2 separate regions of the Homo sapiens genome follow, and region 1 is linked to region 2. The links are chromatin contacts, found by Hi-C or POLR2A ChIA-PET in ENCODE. All regions are on one chromosome and are shown on one strand. Each heading gives the region's core, a stretch centred on a gene start or an enhancer-like site at or near the end of the contact. The rest is flanking DNA. Distances are from core to core; before and after follow the strand shown. Region 1 overlaps STAT3 (signal transducer and activator of transcription 3). Region 2 holds the start of DHX58 (DExH-box helicase 58).

Evidence for each region. A loop is a pair of places that touch in the nucleus more often than their neighbours do. ChIA-PET counts read pairs that join two places held with the same protein, here RNA polymerase II (POLR2A). Pooled maps may share reads with other maps.
Region 1: a pooled map shows a loop between it and region 2 (2.7-fold over the local background). The contact joins the enhancer-like site here to the promoter of DHX58 in region 2. A Hi-C loop is called at or near these places in 1 of 50 pooled maps. POLR2A ChIA-PET finds 5 or more read pairs at or near these places in 3 of 52 experiments (RWPE1 and activated CD4-positive, alpha-beta T cell).

What each region holds. Positions count from the first base shown.
Region 1 is chr17:42,341,425-42,344,124 of GRCh38, reverse strand. All of the region lies in intron 4 of STAT3 (signal transducer and activator of transcription 3), which reads left to right. Among named protein-coding and RNA genes, the nearest start is that of STAT3, 46 kb to the left of the region's middle. RefSeq lists a silencer at 674-743. Within about 2 kb of position 1,369, at least 2 of the 41 ENCODE cell types and tissues checked have a DNase peak (open chromatin) inside an H3K27ac peak, as active enhancers do.
Region 2 is chr17:42,111,441-42,114,140 of GRCh38, reverse strand. It overlaps DHX58 (DExH-box helicase 58), which reads left to right and starts at 1,427. Exons shown (of 14, transcript NM_024119.3): 1 at 1,427-1,536; 2 at 1,936-2,028; 3 at 2,248-2,416; 4 at 2,644-2,700. The coding sequence starts at 2,249. KAT2A (lysine acetyltransferase 2A) reads left to right here. Exons shown (of 18, transcript NM_021078.3): 17 at 57-141; 18 at 299-1,030. The coding sequence ends at 492. RefSeq lists enhancers at 1,060-1,579, 1,820-1,919.

The sequences.
Region 1 (2,700 bases), core at 120-2,619, 230 kb before region 2:
TAAACACAAGAAAGAATATTTATCAGAAACCAAAGGGAGCATGATGCACAGTGGTGAAACACTATTCTCAGTAAAAACAGCAAAAGATAAGGATGTCTTTTACCATTGATACTTTTCTGAGGGATCCAGCCTATGCAAAAAGAAAAAGAAATGAGGGTACAAATATTGGAAAGCAAGGGACAGAACTCTTATTATTTACAGATAGATAGGTCTTCCTCGAAGATCCAAGAGAAACAAAACTAACAATAACAATTGGAACTAGCAAGGTTTAGAAAGGCCATTGTATACAAGATAAATATTTTTAGAATCTGCAGTTCCCCTAATCAGTAGCAGCAGTAACCTGTTAGAAGATGTAATGAAAGTAAAGATCTGGGCCAGGCACGATGTCTCACGCCTGTAATCCAAGCACTTTGGGAGGCCAAGGTGGGCAGATCATGAGGTCAAGAGATTGAGACCATCCTGGCCAACATGATGAAACCCCATCTCTACTAAAAATACAAAAATTAGCTGGGTGTGGTGGTACGCGCCTGTAGTCCCAGCTACTCGGGAAGCTGGGGCAGGAGAATCGCTTGAACCTGGGAGGCGGAGGTTGTAGTGAACCAAGATTGCGCCACTGCACTCCTGGGCGACAGAGCGAGACTCCGACTGAAAAAAAAAAAAAAAAAAAAAGAAAGATCTGATTCATAGTAGTAAAACTAAATGTATGCAATTTGCATATACTATTGGTATGTATGGGAAAATATCTGGAAACACATATACTAAATCATTAAAGTAGTCGGTCATAGGAGACTTTTTTACTTTCTGTGAGGGGTTTTACCGTCTTTAATATCCTATAATCAGGGACATTTTTTCTTTTTCTCCGTGACCCCCTGCTTTTTAAAAAATTGTGGTGAAATACACATAACATTACATTTCAAATTTACCTTTGTAACCTTTGTTTTTTTTTTTTTTTTTTGAGACAGTCTCACTCTGTCACCCAGGCTGGAGTGCAGTGGTGTGATCACAGCTCACTGCAGCCTCAACCACCTGGGCCCTAGCGATCCTCCTGCCTCAGCCTTATGAGTAGCTGGGACTACAGGCACATGCCACCATGCCCAGCTAATTTTTTTTTTTTTTTTTTTTGGTAGAGATGGGCTCTTGCCATGTTTCCCAGGCTGGTGTTGAACTCCTGGGCTCATCAACTGATGAGAAAGAGCTCTCCAGGCAGAAAGAAGATCATGTTCAAAGACAGAAACAGAAATGTGTATTCTTGGGAGAAGTGTAGAAAGTTCAGCATCTGATTGGGTCGGGGAAGACAAGCTAGTCAAGGCCACATGATGTTTTAATTAGTCATGCCTAACAGTGGGGCCCTGGAAGAGCAGTTTACCACAAGGGGCCAACTGCTTCGGTTTGAACCCGCAGCCCTGCCACTTGCTCTGTAACCTTAAGTAAACAATTTTTACTCTCTCTGTTCCTCCAATGGGAGTGATAACAATACCTTCTTCATAGAATTAATTCATACATGTAAAATGCTTAGAACAGTATCTGACACATAAATGCAAAATAATTTAACTGCTTTCTGCTGCTGCTGACATCACTATCATCACCCTCACCATTACTGTAGGAAATGGGGACCCAGTGAAGAATTTTTTTTTTTTCTTTTGAGACAGAGTCTCACTCTGTCACCCAGGCCGGAGTGCAGTGACGCGATTTCGGCCCACTGCAACCTCTGCCTCTCAGGTTCAAGCGATTCTCATGTCTCAGCTTCCCAAGTAGCTGGGATTACAGGCATGAGCCACCACACTGGGCTAATTTTTTGTATTTTTAGTGAGATAGGGTTTCACCATATTGGCCAGGCTGGTCTCAAACTCCTGACCTCAGGTGATCCATCCACCTCGGCCTCCCAAAGTGCTGGGATTACAGGCATAAGCCACTGTGTCCGGCCCTAGTGAGGAATTTTAAGCAGAAAACTGATATGCTCAGGTGTGAGCGAGGTGGTAGGTAACACTTACTGTGCAGTGCCCTGTAGCCCAAGAGGTTAGCACACAGGCATTTGCTCAGGCAGCACTAGGATTTTCTGCTGTGGAAAACCTTTGTATTTTATCCTGCTCCACAAGATAAAAATAAGTGGTTTAAGTCAATTTGGATAGAGGCTCCAACTTACCATGGGAGGTAGGAAAGCCAAAGTTATCCCAAGGATGTTTTCAATCGTACGGATTAGGGGTCTGCAAACTGTGAGCGTGGCCCAAATCCAGCCTGCTGCTTGTTTTTGTAAATGAGGTTTTTTCGGAACCCAGCCACACTCATTTATTTATGCATTATCTGTGGCTGCTTTGGTGCTGCAGTGGCAGGGCTATTTGTGGCAGGGACTGTATGACCCAGGAAACCAAAAATATTTACCCTCTGTCCCTTAGAGAAAAAGTTTGCAACCCCTGATATAAAGCTATAAGTTGGTTATTTGTGGCCTCAACCCAGGCCTCACTGCTATTTTTTCTGTTTACAATACCTGGCATGCTCTTAAGTGTCTAGAATTGGTTAAAGATAGAAGAGTGGATGTAATCCCTGCTACCAAGGGCTGTCAGGCTAGTTGGGATTATAAGTACACAAACACTCAAAGTGAGAAAAACACAGAAAAGGATGTGTGTCATTTTGTCTAAGGAAGTTGAATAAGATTTCTCAGGAAAAGAAACATTTGAACTGAATTTGAAGGTGAGTGAGTTC
Region 2 (2,700 bases), core at 178-2,677:
GTCTCGGGCTGGCGTGGGCGCAGCAGGGCTGTCCCCAGCCCGGCTCTTCTCTCCAGTCTCACCCCAGTGCCTGGCCCTTCATGGAGCCTGTGAAGAAGTCGGAGGCCCCTGACTACTACGAGGTCATCCGCTTCCCCATTGGTGAGGACCTTCCATTCCATCCCCTTCCCTCCTCTTCTGTCCCCACACCTGCTCCTGCCCTCACTGCGCCCTGCAGCCCCAGGGGGCCCACCCTGGTGGACAGCCCTGCCGTGGTCTTCAGCCTCTTAAAGCTGTGCTCCGTCTCCTGCTGCCCCAGACCTGAAGACCATGACTGAGCGGCTGCGAAGCCGCTACTACGTGACCCGGAAGCTCTTTGTGGCCGACCTGCAGCGGGTCATCGCCAACTGTCGCGAGTACAACCCCCCGGACAGCGAGTACTGCCGCTGTGCCAGCGCCCTGGAGAAGTTCTTCTACTTCAAGCTCAAGGAGGGAGGCCTCATTGACAAGTAGGCCCATCTTTGGGCCGCAGCCCTGACCTGGAATGTCTCCACCTCGGATTCTGATCTGATCCTTAGGGGGTGCCCTGGCCCCACGGACCCGACTCAGCTTGAGACACTCCAGCCAAGGGTCCTCCGGACCCGATCCTGCAGCTCTTTCTGGACCTTCAGGCACCCCCAAGCGTGCAGCTCTGTCCCAGCCTTCACTGTGTGTGAGAGGTCTCCTGGGTTGGGGCCCAGCCCCTCTAGAGTAGCTGGTGGCCAGGGATGAACCTTGCCCAGCCGTGGTGGCCCCCAGGCCTGGTCCCCAAGAGCTTTGGAGGCTTGGATTCCTGGGCCTGGCCCAGGTGGCTGTTTCCCTGAGGACCAGAACTGCTCATTTTAGCTTGAGTGATGGCTTCAGGGGTTGGAAGTTCAGCCCAAACTGAAGGGGGCCATGCCTTGTCCAGCACTGTTCTGTCAGTCTCCCCCAGGGGTGGGGGGTATGGGGACCATTCATTCCCTGGCATTAATCCCTTAGAGGGAATAATAAAGCTTTTTATTTCTCTGTGTGATTGTTTCTTTGGTGTAGTCCCAGCCTTAGCAGGCTCACCTTGGCCCCCAGGGACCTCTTGCAAACTGGAGGCTGCTCTCCCCAGCAAGCCTCAGGCCTGGTCCTGTGCTCCTGGGGTGATGGGTCCTACCTGCCTGCAGCCCCCCACCTCTCCCTCCTCCAGGCTGCTCCTGATCCAGATGCCAGGGCAGCAGGGGTCAGAACCTCCTGCCTTCACCTTAACCTGGGTGGATGTGGTTACAACTGACTGCAGAAGGGCCAGAGCGTAGAGGATCCTGTAGCACTGAAAGAGTGCTTCCCTGTTAGCACACGTGGTTCTTTTTCTTGGGGCAGGGATAGGAGATTCGTAAGTCGGCTCAGCTGGCTCCTCCCCTCAGTTTCAGTTTCCATTTCTGATTTCTGCTCTCTGCGCTGAGCACAGCGGCACCAGGCTGAGCTAAGCAGGGCCGCCTTGGGCAGGCCTACGTGGTGGTGCAGGCGAGACCCAGGCTGGGCAAGGCGCAGGTGTAGCCTGTGTTACTCCCACCCCCCCCCACCCCCACCTTTTGGCCACAGCAGGCTTCTGATGAGTTTTGAGGGTGTCCCCCCCCCCACCTCCCTCAAGTGGGGTGGAGTCCTGGGCAAAGGGAGGTCTCTGTACCGACTGCTCTGGCCAGGAGTTGGGATGAGTGGAGGGCCCAGTGGGTCTGAGTCCCCTGCCATTCCCAGAATGGAGCTGTGGCCCTACCAATGGGAGGTGATCATGCCTGCCAGGGCGCTGGCGCAGCAGCAGTACTTAACCGGAGTTTGTACTCACGGCAGTTGGCGATGACTGTTAGCACAAACGGTTCTTTTCTCTTGGTTCTTTTTCCTGGGGCGGGGATGGGAGATTCCTAAGTCGGCTCAGCTGGCTCCTTCCCTCAGTTTCAGTTTCCATCTTGGGTCTCTGAGCTGAGCAGAGTGGCACCAGGCTGAGTTAAGTGGGACTGCCCTGGGCAGACCTACCTACTAGAGCAGGTGAGTCCTGGGCTGGGCAGGGGGCAGGTGTAGCCTGTGTTACTCCCGCCTCCCCCTTTTGGGCAGAGCAGGGTCCTGATGGGTTCTGAGGGAGTCCTGCCCCACCTCCCTCAAGTGGGGTGGAGTCCTGGGCAAAGGGAGGTCTCTGTACTGACTGGTCTGGCCAGGAGTTGGGAGGGGTGGAGGAGTCGGTGGGTCTGAGTCCCCTGCCATTCCCAGAATGGAGCTTCGGTCCTACCAATGGGAGGTGATCATGCCTGCCCTGGAGGGCAAGAATATCATCATCTGGCTGCCCACGGGTGCCGGGAAGACCCGGGCGGCTGCTTATGTGGCCAAGCGGCACCTAGAGACTGTGGATGGAGCCAAGGTGGTTGTATTGGTCAACAGGGTGAGTGGTCTGTCCCTACCCCGCTCTCCCACCACCAAGCAGGGTCTTAGCTCTTCAGGCATCTCCCAGTCCCCACCAGAACTCCAAAGCTGCTGTGGCCATCGCTAAGCTCACCTGTCTTTCCACCCTGGCTCAGTACCCAGCCATGTCCTGCGGGTCACCTTACCGCCTCCCTACCCCTGGCCCCAGATTCAGCTCTCTTTTCCCAGCTCATTCTCCACCCCCAGGTGCACCTGGTGACCCAGCATGGTGAAGAGTTCAGGCGCATGCTGGATGGACGCTGG